Linked DNA regions of Mus musculus: region 1 is linked to region 2. Evidence: chromatin loops called from intact Hi-C (ENCODE). Cell type or tissue: heart. All regions are shown on one strand.

Region 1 (5,000 bases), 720 kb after region 2:
AAAATGAAGACACATCATACCAAAACTTATGTAACACTTATGTAAACTTATGTAAAGAAAGCAGTGGTAAGAGGAAAATTCATAGTTCTAAGTGCCTCTAAAAGAAAACTGGAGAGAGCTTACACTAGCAGCTTGGCAGCACACCTGAAAGCTCTAGAACAAAAACAAGCAAATTCACCCAAAAGGAGTAGACGGCAGGAAATAATCAAACTCAGGACTGAAATCAAACAAATAGAAACAAAAAGAACCATACAAAGAATCAACAAAACCATCAGCTGGTTCTTTAAGAAAATCAAAAAGATACGTAAACCCTTCCTTAACCAGACTAACCAGAGGGCAAAGAGAAAGTATCCAAATTAATAAAATCAGAAATGAAAAGGGAGACATAACAAAGTATATCTTAAAATAATTACAGTTTGTTGAATATTAACAGTTGAAAATAGTAAAATCATGTTCTACAAACATCATGGAAATATTATTGATAATTTTTCTCTCTATGCTAGAACTTAGCATTTTCTTAATGTTTCACTTCAAAAAGTTTTTGCTATTTTGAAATTTTTAAAATATACTTACTGATAAAGTAATTTCTCTCTTAGAAACACTGATAATCTTTTTAAAGTAAACTGATTGTTAGACAATGTTCACAGATATATAATGCATTTTAAATACTCTCTCACTATGTCAGGTGCTATCATATAAGGGCTTTTGAATATATTCCTTAATGATTCATTTTTAATATTTTATGCTCTTTTACTATGCTTAATTACAATAGAATATTTTGTATGTTTTGAAACAATTTAGTATTCAATGTTAGATATAGGATCCTCAGTTATGGATAGTATTAAATATTCATTAATGATATTTTTAGGATATGAATATAAAAGTTGAACAAAATTTTATGTATTATTTGATTCTCAAAATACTCCATAATATTAATATGTTTGATGTATAAAGTGCATTTAAATAATACAAAAAATTATGAAAAAAACAAATAAACAAAAAACAACCAAATCAAACCATCCAAACAAAAACTCCAAAACCAAGACCAACTAACAGACCAAGCTTTCCTCTTTATTTGCGCTGTGTCTATATTTATTAGGATTGTGTCCCACTGTGAGAACATGAAATCTAGGAAGATCAGAATTCTATCAGGGACCTGATTTCTTTTATCCTTCTGTCCAGAGTTCCTCATGGCCTCTTGGTCACAACACAGCTACTTTAATCTCTAATACCAAGCTCACAGTCCAGACAGGAAGAGTGAGAGGATCAGCTGAGTCTCTATCTACTTTAAGGAGACACAGAATTTTTACTAGAAAAAAATCTACAACCTTCCCCCAAACTGGGCAGAACAGTATCACCAGAGTTCATTAACTGCAACCAAACAATATGTTTTTAGCTTAGCCTTTATTTCTCCCAATATCATCAGATTTATTTAAGTAAGAGACATAGAAGTAGGGCTGGAGGGATGGCTCAGCTGTTAAGATCATTAACTGCTCTTCCAGAGGTCCTCAGTTCAATTCCAAGCAACCACATGGCGGCTCACAACCGTCTGTAATGAGATCTGATGCCCTCTTCTGGAGTGTCTGAAGACGGCTACAGGGTCGTCATTTAAATAAAATAAATCTTCTCTTGCTGTTCTTAAAACAGGGTCTCACTTTGCTGGCTGGCCTCAAACTCACGTTCTAGGCTAATTTGAATTTGTGGCGATCCTGCTGTCTCTCAGATGCTGGAAGCCCCGTGCACCATCACACAGGGCTCTTTAGCCCTCTTCGCCAGTTTCATTTCGCTTCTGTGGCACTTTAGCTTTCGGAGGAGCTCTCAAACCCTTTATGCCCATCCCACGTTTTTTGTGGATAGTGGTCCTGAAATAGGATCACCTTGCAAAACTTAGCTTTGGGTTTCATTCTTTTGACTAGCCAGCAGGACTCCGATGGAAGTTGCCTCCAATCAGGCCCCTTGTCACAGTGGTTCTCCATAAGCTCTTTAGGCATTCAGATCCTCTGCCGGGACCTAGTACAGGTTCTGGGTTTTGGGTTTCTTTATGCCCCGTGTCCCTGTGCGGAGAGAATGGCTTTGGCCGTCCTCCTCTCACACAGAAGCGCTCTGATCCGGAAGCTCAGATCTGGGGGTATAGAGGAGCGACGTTCTGTCTCCGAGCACCTCCGCGGTTCTCTGTCGCCCCCTACCGGTGGGTAGGTGCGCTGCCGCTGCGCGGCAGGAGGGACGCGCTGGAGCTCAGGGCGCAGGCGCAGGCGCTCGCGCTCGCCCGGGTCCTCGGGCGGGCTTGCGGTTCTGCGCGTGCGCACGGGCGGAGGCGCGCCGAGGACTCGCTGGAGCGGGCAGGTGGAGGGAGGAGTGGTCCCGGGAGTAACTGCCAGCAGTTGGTGCGCCACAGGTCCGGGGGCGCCCGCGTTCCCGAGCCTCGGAGGCCTGAACGCGTTCGGAACGTGGCTTTTTTTGTGCGGGGGCGTGACCTGAGCCCGCCTCCTCGGCTGGGAGTGGAGGAGAATGGGGATCGCTGAGGCCTTTAATTAATCTGGTGCCTGTTGTTTGTGTGCCCGAGGTGCAGCCTGTTTGCCTTTTGAGTTTGCAAACAGAGGGGAGGAAGCGGCGGGGTGGGGTGGGGGAGCAGGAGGGGAGATGGGGTCTTCCGGGCAGAGAGCCTAATCCAGCGAGGGCCGTCCTATTCCAGGGGGAGGGGAGGCCAGACACGACACGGGACACTGCTGCAAAAGGAAGGCCGCAGTAGGAACTGCCAGTGTTGCGCACACAGGCACACACTTAGAACAACAGCCTCTTGCTCAGTATTTTGCACTTTATGCAGAAGTGATTTTTTTTTACCTCTAGAGCGGCCCCACATGGACACTAACACGCGCTCACCACCCCCCTCCCCATATAGGAGATGACACATGGGGTCTCAGCACTCCTCTGCCCTCACATTTTGTCAGCGAAAGAAGGATGACAACCCGGAGGACTTGCTGGCTGATAGAGATCAGGAGGAAGCCATCGCTCAGTTCCCCTATGTGGAGTTCACTGGGAGAAATAGCATCACCTGTCACACCTGCCAAGGAGCAGGCTACATCCCAGCAGGTGAGACCATCGGCCATCACACGGAAAGCACTCTGGCATCTGCTCCAGCCAGCCCTCCATAGTCATAGCCCGCCCTGAATTGTAGCCAGCTCCGCTGCCCTGATAAATGGACAGACTCCAGGTTTTTTGTTTTTTGTTTTTTTTAAATCTTACACTCGGAACCCTTTCTCTTCTTCATTTCTACTCCTTTATTAATGCCTTAGTTTCTTTTCTGGTTGCTCTGATAAAATACTCTGACAATGGCAATTTAGGGGATGAAGGTTTATTCTGATTCACAGCTCCAGGTCACAGCTCCATCACTGAGGACAAGTTATACAACAGCAGCAATTTGAAATCGCTTATGTCACCTTATAGTCACAGCAAACAGCGAGCGAGGAGTGCTCGTACCTGGTTTCCCCTTCCCTATTCATTCAGAGATACAGCCTATGAAATGGGTGCCACCCACATTTAGGGAGGGTCTTCACATTTCAGTAAACCCAGTTAAGAAAATCACTCACAGACACGCCCCGTGGGCCGACCTAATCCCGTCTGTATCCACTGAGACATCTTCCTAGGCCACTCCGGGTTCCCAGCCCCTCTCTGGTTTGGAATGTTTATTTCTCTGCTGTGGGATCTGTTGACAAGGATGTTTCTCTATCGTTCTTGCTCATAAGGATGGCCACAGCATTGTGAAGGAGATATTCTAGCAGATCCTTTACAAACAAAGGCACCATGAGCAGTAGCCAGGGGTCAGCAGAATACCAGGGGGTGGGGAGTGACAGTCGGCTCAGGAGTGGGGCCTGGATTATCTGTAGCAACAGCTGCCACTAAGTTGACCCTAGGTGTTGGGGGAGTCACAGAGATTAGAGCTTTTAAGAACCTTACAAACCACACAAAGCTCCAAGTGAAAAGTGACAATGGCTTTGAGATGTTCCGAGACTTCGTCAAAGACAGCGAAGGCAAGAGCCCCCCAGCCTCAGTGCCGCAGCCCTACGGTGCTGGTAGAAGTTTTACAGTTTGTGGCGTTCTCCTTAGGCTAATCTGTTTCTTCCCCTCCAGCTTTTCTTATCCTGTCTCTACATTTACCCGTTCCTTCATCCAACCAAAAGTGTACGTTTTAGTGTCTAAGCCCAGCTGAATCTCAGCTGTGCCAGTTGACGGCGAAATGTGACAAGAAGAGGAAGGGCCACTCATACCTGGGGTTTACAGAATGAGTCTGTGTTTGCTGCTTTTCTAGAGCAAGTCAATGAGTTGGTGGCTTTGATCCCCCACAGTGACCAGAGGCTGCGTCCTCAGAGAACGTGAGTTGGCTGGCTCTCATCTGCCAATACCTTCTTCTGTTCCCAACTCCTCTCTATGAAAGAACACCAAGTAATCTTTGAGAAAGATGTCTGTTCTTATATCTGCCCTGTTTCCTTATTTTCTTTATCCACTAATTTATGATTATTACCTCATTATTTATTTATTTATTTATTTATTTATTTATTTATTGTGATACTAAGGCTTGAACCCAGGCCCTCTCACTTACTAGACAAGCACTCTTCCACTGAACGATAGCCTAGTCCTCCCCATTTCCCCTAGAACTTTTGCTTAAGTGAAATGTCTCTGTCTCGTGTTACAGTCTGGGCAAAGAAATGTGAAGCTAGAAACATCTTAAGGGTCAACTGAAAGGAAGGGGTTGGGGAAAGAGGCCGTCCTGGGAGATGAGCGGTGTTTAGGAGATAAAAGCACCGGTTTCTCTTTGGAGGGCGAATGGTGCTCAGAAGGGCTGAAGGGCCTTTTCTTGCCCCATTGCTCTGTGCCCAGTCTGTGCTTCCTGATTCTGTTCGCTTCCTTTCACTGCATCAGTATTGTGTCAATCAGGACCATTTAGGCTCCCGTATCTGGTATCTGACCGACCACGGTGACCCTGTGCTGTCGTTTGCAGAAAA
Region 2 (5,000 bases):
AATAGCCAATTCTTCCTTCTATATCTTTTAAAAGGGAAAGAAGCCACTAATGTTTTTCTTTAAAAGAAAAAAAAAAGCTCAGCTCAACTTTGGTTCTAGTAAGTCAAAAAGAGTCTATTTTTAAAGAATGCTAACACATAGCTCCATTTTTCCTTCAAGATAACCAAATAAAGAGATAATGGCTGGTCCTACTGCCTTCAAGGCAGCTTTGAAATCCTCGGCGATGCTGAAGGCTAAGATGCTGTTACTCAAAACTCTCAAACTCAACCGTCTCCTGACCCAGTCCAAGAAGCAACCAGTGTGCTCTGCCTCACTTCCTAGCAACCATCTTAAAAAGACACCATTTGGTTTCATCTCAAAAGACAAAATAGGGTTTTCACCCCGTCCTGCTATTAATTCTTCGGACCAAAGTTAAAGCAGGGAGACTTTAAATCACGACACCAGACGAACACAGGCACCCAGCTAAGTGGATGCCACAAAGGGTGTGTCTGAGAACACGGAATTGACTGAGTCTGAGTCAGACTTTGCCCTGGTGGACTTTAAGATGCCCTCGGCTATAACGGTCTCACTGGGGAAAAGCTTGACTTTGCCATTCTGTCCGGCCGCCGTGTCCTTCAGGGGCTCCAGAAACACGACTCTTTTACCTGCCTTCCGATCGTCAGCAGAGGCATCGCCAGTGGGGCCAGGACTGAGAATGGACGAGTGGGCACTGCTTTGGCTCAGCGTGTTTTTCTGTCTCTTGGCTTTGCATTTGCATGGGCACGGCGTCAGGTACAGATACAGTAGCACTAGAACTATACTGGCCACGCAGGCAGCCAGGGTGGTAAAGGCCGTGTTAAACGCCTCGTGGGCGTGGGATCTGTTTATGGTGAAATTGCTCACGTTGATCATGATATCCACCGTCTCGTTTAACAGCCGCTGCCTGTTCATTGCGATACAAGAATATACCCCGGCGTCCTCAAAGCCAGGGTTCTCTATGACCAGACTTCCGTTGTAAAACACACGAAAGTTCCCCATGTCTTTATCTGGCTCCAGCAGCCTGTTATCGGGACCGACCCAGATGAAATCAGTATTTCCATTGCCAGTCTTGCTGTCACAGTGGACGATCGCCCTCTCCCCAACCTGAGCCTCGTGGATAAAGCCAAGTGCGTGGAAGGAGCCGTTGATAACGCTGTAAGAACAGTTCAGAAAGCTCTCCTGGAGCAGCTGCAGCTGGTGGGAGTGCCTGGAGTCAGACCACAGGCGACAGGTATAGTCATTCTTAAAATCCATCACGGAGCTAAAGTGCCTACGGTACCAAAAGATCAGCAACGAGTACAGAGAACAGTCACATACAAATGGGTTCCCGTGAAGGTAGATGCCTCTCAGCTGTCTCCCCGGCACTAAGTTTATATGGTGCATCGGTATGGAAGGGATTCGATTATAGGAAACATCTAAAAATGTCAGATCAGCCAGCTTGAACCTCCCAGTATACAAATCCATAGGGAACTGTGTGAGAAAGTTCCCACTCAGATAGAGTTTCTGCAAGTGGGAAAGCCCCCCGAACGCTGCGGGGTCCAGATAGGAAATGTGGTTGTTGTACAGCAGCAGTACTTCCAGAGCCTTCAGCTCTTGGAATGTGGCACTCTTTACCGACTTCAGCCTATTGGATGATAAGTCCAGACACTTTAAATTTGGGGTTGTGGAGAAACTGCCCGTGGAGATGCTGGTGATGTTGTTGTGGCGAAGAATTAAGGTGCTCAGCTTGACAAACGACACCGGGATCCAGTCGGCATCCAACAGTCCGATTCTGTTATAGCTCAGATCCAGTCTTTTAATCAGTCTGAAAAGGTTCCCGGGCACCTTAGATAGGTTTTTGTTGGTGCAGCTGACAATGTCGGTGGCACAGATGCAAGCAGTGGGGCACATTCCTGAGGCGCTGGGGCTCACCATCACTGCGATCACCAACAGACACAGCAGCTCTCTGCAACCCGGTTTGACAGCTCTAGGCAGGGTGGGCAGTGTGTGGAACCTTAACGACATTATGGTCGCCTCTGAGTCTCTTGCCAGTCGCTTCTCATCAGCTCAGTCTCCCACCAATCTGGTAACAACATTTAAAACGGGAGAAAAGTACAAGTTAACTGCCACTAGTTAACCCGTTAGAGTTATTCCGTAATTGCTTTCATTCCAATTAACTTTTGAAATGGGTTCCATCTCCAACAGGGGTGGCTTTTTAATAAAGAACCTGTTATATGCATTTTTCCTAGATTACTCCAACTCAGTGAGATTTCCAGGTACCTTCTCTCAATGCGACAGTCTCAGCATGAGAAACTCAGGCTTTTTTGTGTGTTTTTGTTTCTAAAGGATGCATTCTGCCTTAACTCCCTCCACCGACACACACAAAAACACACAATCGCATCCCATAAACAATTGAACGGAAATACTTAGCCAGCCGTCGGTCTAGCCGACCACTCACAGCGCTGGGAAGCCGCAGCGGCTCGGAGAGGCCGCCGACGGCGGTGCGCTCGGAAGGTCCGCGCGTCCGCCTGCCGGTTTGCGCCCCGCGCGCTCGCACCTTCCCTCCAGCTCCCGGTGGGCGGCAGCCTCTCAACTTTGGCGAGTTTCGAGGCAGCGGCGCGGGCTCCCCGGCTCTCTCGCTCGGCTGCAGGTACCGCCGGAGCTCGGCCGCGCCGGGAGCGGGGTGGGCGGCGGGGGAAGCCGGCCCGCCGGTGGCGCTCGCAGGCTGCAGGGCCCGGGCTCCCGCGCCCGCCGCCCGCCTTTTATCCCGTGCGCCCGGGGTCGGGAGCGGGCGGGAGGCGGGTCCCCGCGTCCTCGCTCCTCGGGCGCCGCGGCGGGCGGAGCAGGGGAGGGGGGGCGCAGCCAATCGCAGAGGCGGCCCCGTGCGGGCTCCGCGCCGCCTCTCGGCCGGGTGGGACCGCAGCGAGGCCTGCGACTCTGCACCCCCAGGCCCCGCGCCCCTCGCCCCGCGCCCGCGGGGGAGCCGCCCAGCCCGGTAGGGAGCCGCCCAGGGTGCCGGGGTGCCGCGCGCCGGAGCCCGCGGGCGGTGGCCCGCAGGTGGCACCCCACCCCGATCTCGGAGCCTGGCTTTAGGGGCTGGGGCGAGGGGCCTGGCGGGCGCTGTGCACCGGGTGCTTGCTGGGGTCCCCGCCCGGGTTTGGAGGAGGAGGAGGAGGACAGGAGCGAGGGCCGCGGCGCGTTCCCTCGGGCACCACCGGGGCTTTGCGGGGGGAGGGGGTGCGGAGGCGCCGCGGGGACGCCCCCCGGTTCCCTGGGAAAGTTCGAGCCCTTTTCCTAACTCGGAGACGGCGGCCCGAGGCACCGGGCCCAGCTCTAGAAGCAAAGGGGCAGGAAAGAAGGCTTCCGGTTGGAATGCACAGATAAGGGCATTAGCCTTTAAAAAAAATAAACAAAAAAAACAAAAACAAAAAAAATCCAGAGTCGCGCTGGCGGCTTCAGGACTAGGATTAATTCGGTAGGGGTGGCTACGCAGAAGGACTTGTCCCCTAGAGGCCCTACAGCCACCAGGGCTCCAGTAGACTGAGCTAGCATTCTCGGAAGGCACAAGCTGAACAAGGCCATGTGAAAATGAGGGAGAGAGCTTGAAGCTGGTGGGCTTTTCGATTACAAATCCATTCTTGTTTAAAGGCTTAAACGATGGGATTTGACTGAGCCAAGTGATCCATTTGGCCGTTGTGTACGGATTAAAAGAAATAAATTACTGTCCCTAAAAAACCATGCTAGCCACAGTAGAAGGGCTTAGGGAGCCAATGAAAGGTAGACAAAATTGGGGAGACAGTGAGGGCAGAGCACATGAATACAACTTTAAAAACCAAAATGATCCCCCCCCCCCCCCACGGCATCCTTAAATTTATCGGAAAACTTCCTGAGTGAGTTTTTGGCATGGATCTGATGGACCTGTGTGTTGCGTTAATGTGGACTGGTTCCGGGAGAGCTCAGCGATTCAGGGTTTTCAAGGGAGGGCAACTTGGTTCCTGTTAGTTTCACTTTCACTAAAGATTGACTTTTAAAACCACAAGCATCCAGCCTAGTGTGCTCCAGGGGTGCATTCTTCATTTCCCCAGAGAAATAGGTTTAAGATTCCTATCAGACCACACGCACACCCCCAACCCCCGGGCTTCCCCCAAGAAAACCTCGGGTTTAAGGCTCAAAGTCACAAAGCTGAGCGGTCACCTGGAAATGGAGTCAGGTAATCAAAGGAATGTTATTTAAATGACCAGTAAGTGACTGGGTTTTGCAGTCCTAAATGGAAGGAAATTGGGAAGCTGGTTAACCCGTGCTTATCACAAAATGATCTAAAATGGGTGGTTTTTTTTTTTTTTAAGAAGTGGAGAGTGGAAGTTATGCTATACCTGCAGGCAACTCTCAGAAGTATCTTGCCATCACCCCACAGCATAAACCAGCTGTACACAAACTCGCAGGGGGCAGGTCTATATAAGACCAGCTCTCTGGACTCCCATGCATGTCAAAGGCAAGAGAGGCATGAAAGGTGTGTGTTTACTAGCCTGGAGACAAGAAAGCTGACTTCAGTAATAGCAAAAGGTATGGCCTTACTTTGCGGAAGGTAATGTTTTTTTTTCAGGTTTATTTATTTGATAACCTTTATCACCTCATGGATCTCCACCATGTTAGTCAATGTTCGGTTGCTATAACAAAATACCTAAATGGGGCGCCTTTCTCAAATGAAATTGAACCCACAATTATAGAGATTGGCTGTCCAAGGTCATACCTCTTGCTCAGTCCTGCCTCTAGAGGAGAACCCACAGGGTACTCACAGCAGGGTGGATGGTTGAAGAGTAAGTCAGGGAGCAACATAGAGGCACAGCGTGCCAGAGAGGTTCAGGACCCACATTTGTTATTTGTGTAACAACTTTAGCACCAGTGGTCCCTTGAGACCTTCATTAATCCTGTCCATGGGTGAGCCTCCATGAATCAATGGCTCGACATAGACCCCACCTCCTCGAAGCGTCACACCCTAATAT

The links. A loop is a pair of places that touch in the nucleus more often than their neighbours do. Peaks named below come from ENCODE experiments on the same cell type or tissue, not always from the same donor. Only the 100,000 strongest peaks of a DNase experiment are listed, where the experiment ranks them.
Region 1: it touches region 2 in a loop (6-fold over the local background); 1 of 42 quality-filtered maps calls a loop at or near these places.

What each region holds. Positions count from the first base shown.
Region 1 is chr15:97,961,941-97,966,940 of GRCm38, forward strand. Tmem106c (transmembrane protein 106C) reads left to right here and starts at 2,289. Exons shown (of 8, transcript NM_001252153.1): 1 at 2,289-2,395; 2 at 2,900-3,090; 3 at 4,307-4,370; 4 at 4,997-5,000. The coding sequence starts at 2,910. In heart, CTCF peaks have their summits at 1,497, 2,166 (motif pointing left) and 2,379; a DNase peak (open chromatin) is centred at 2,221; H3K4me3 peaks cover 1,833 bases; H3K27ac peaks cover 1,671 bases.
Region 2 is chr15:97,244,518-97,249,517 of GRCm38, forward strand. It overlaps Amigo2 (adhesion molecule with Ig like domain 2), which reads right to left and starts at 2,770. Exons shown (of 2, transcript NM_001164602.1): 1 at 2,456-2,770; 2 at 1-2,080. The coding sequence starts at 2,022. The coding sequence ends at 463. Pced1b (PC-esterase domain containing 1B) reads left to right here and starts at 2,590. Exons shown (of 6, transcript NM_172293.4): 1 at 2,590-2,647. In heart, CTCF peaks have their summits at 2,540 and 3,511; DNase peaks (open chromatin) are centred at 1,904, 2,904 and 3,954; H3K4me3 peaks cover 3,119 bases; H3K27ac peaks cover 2,065 bases; H3K27me3 peaks cover 1,866 bases.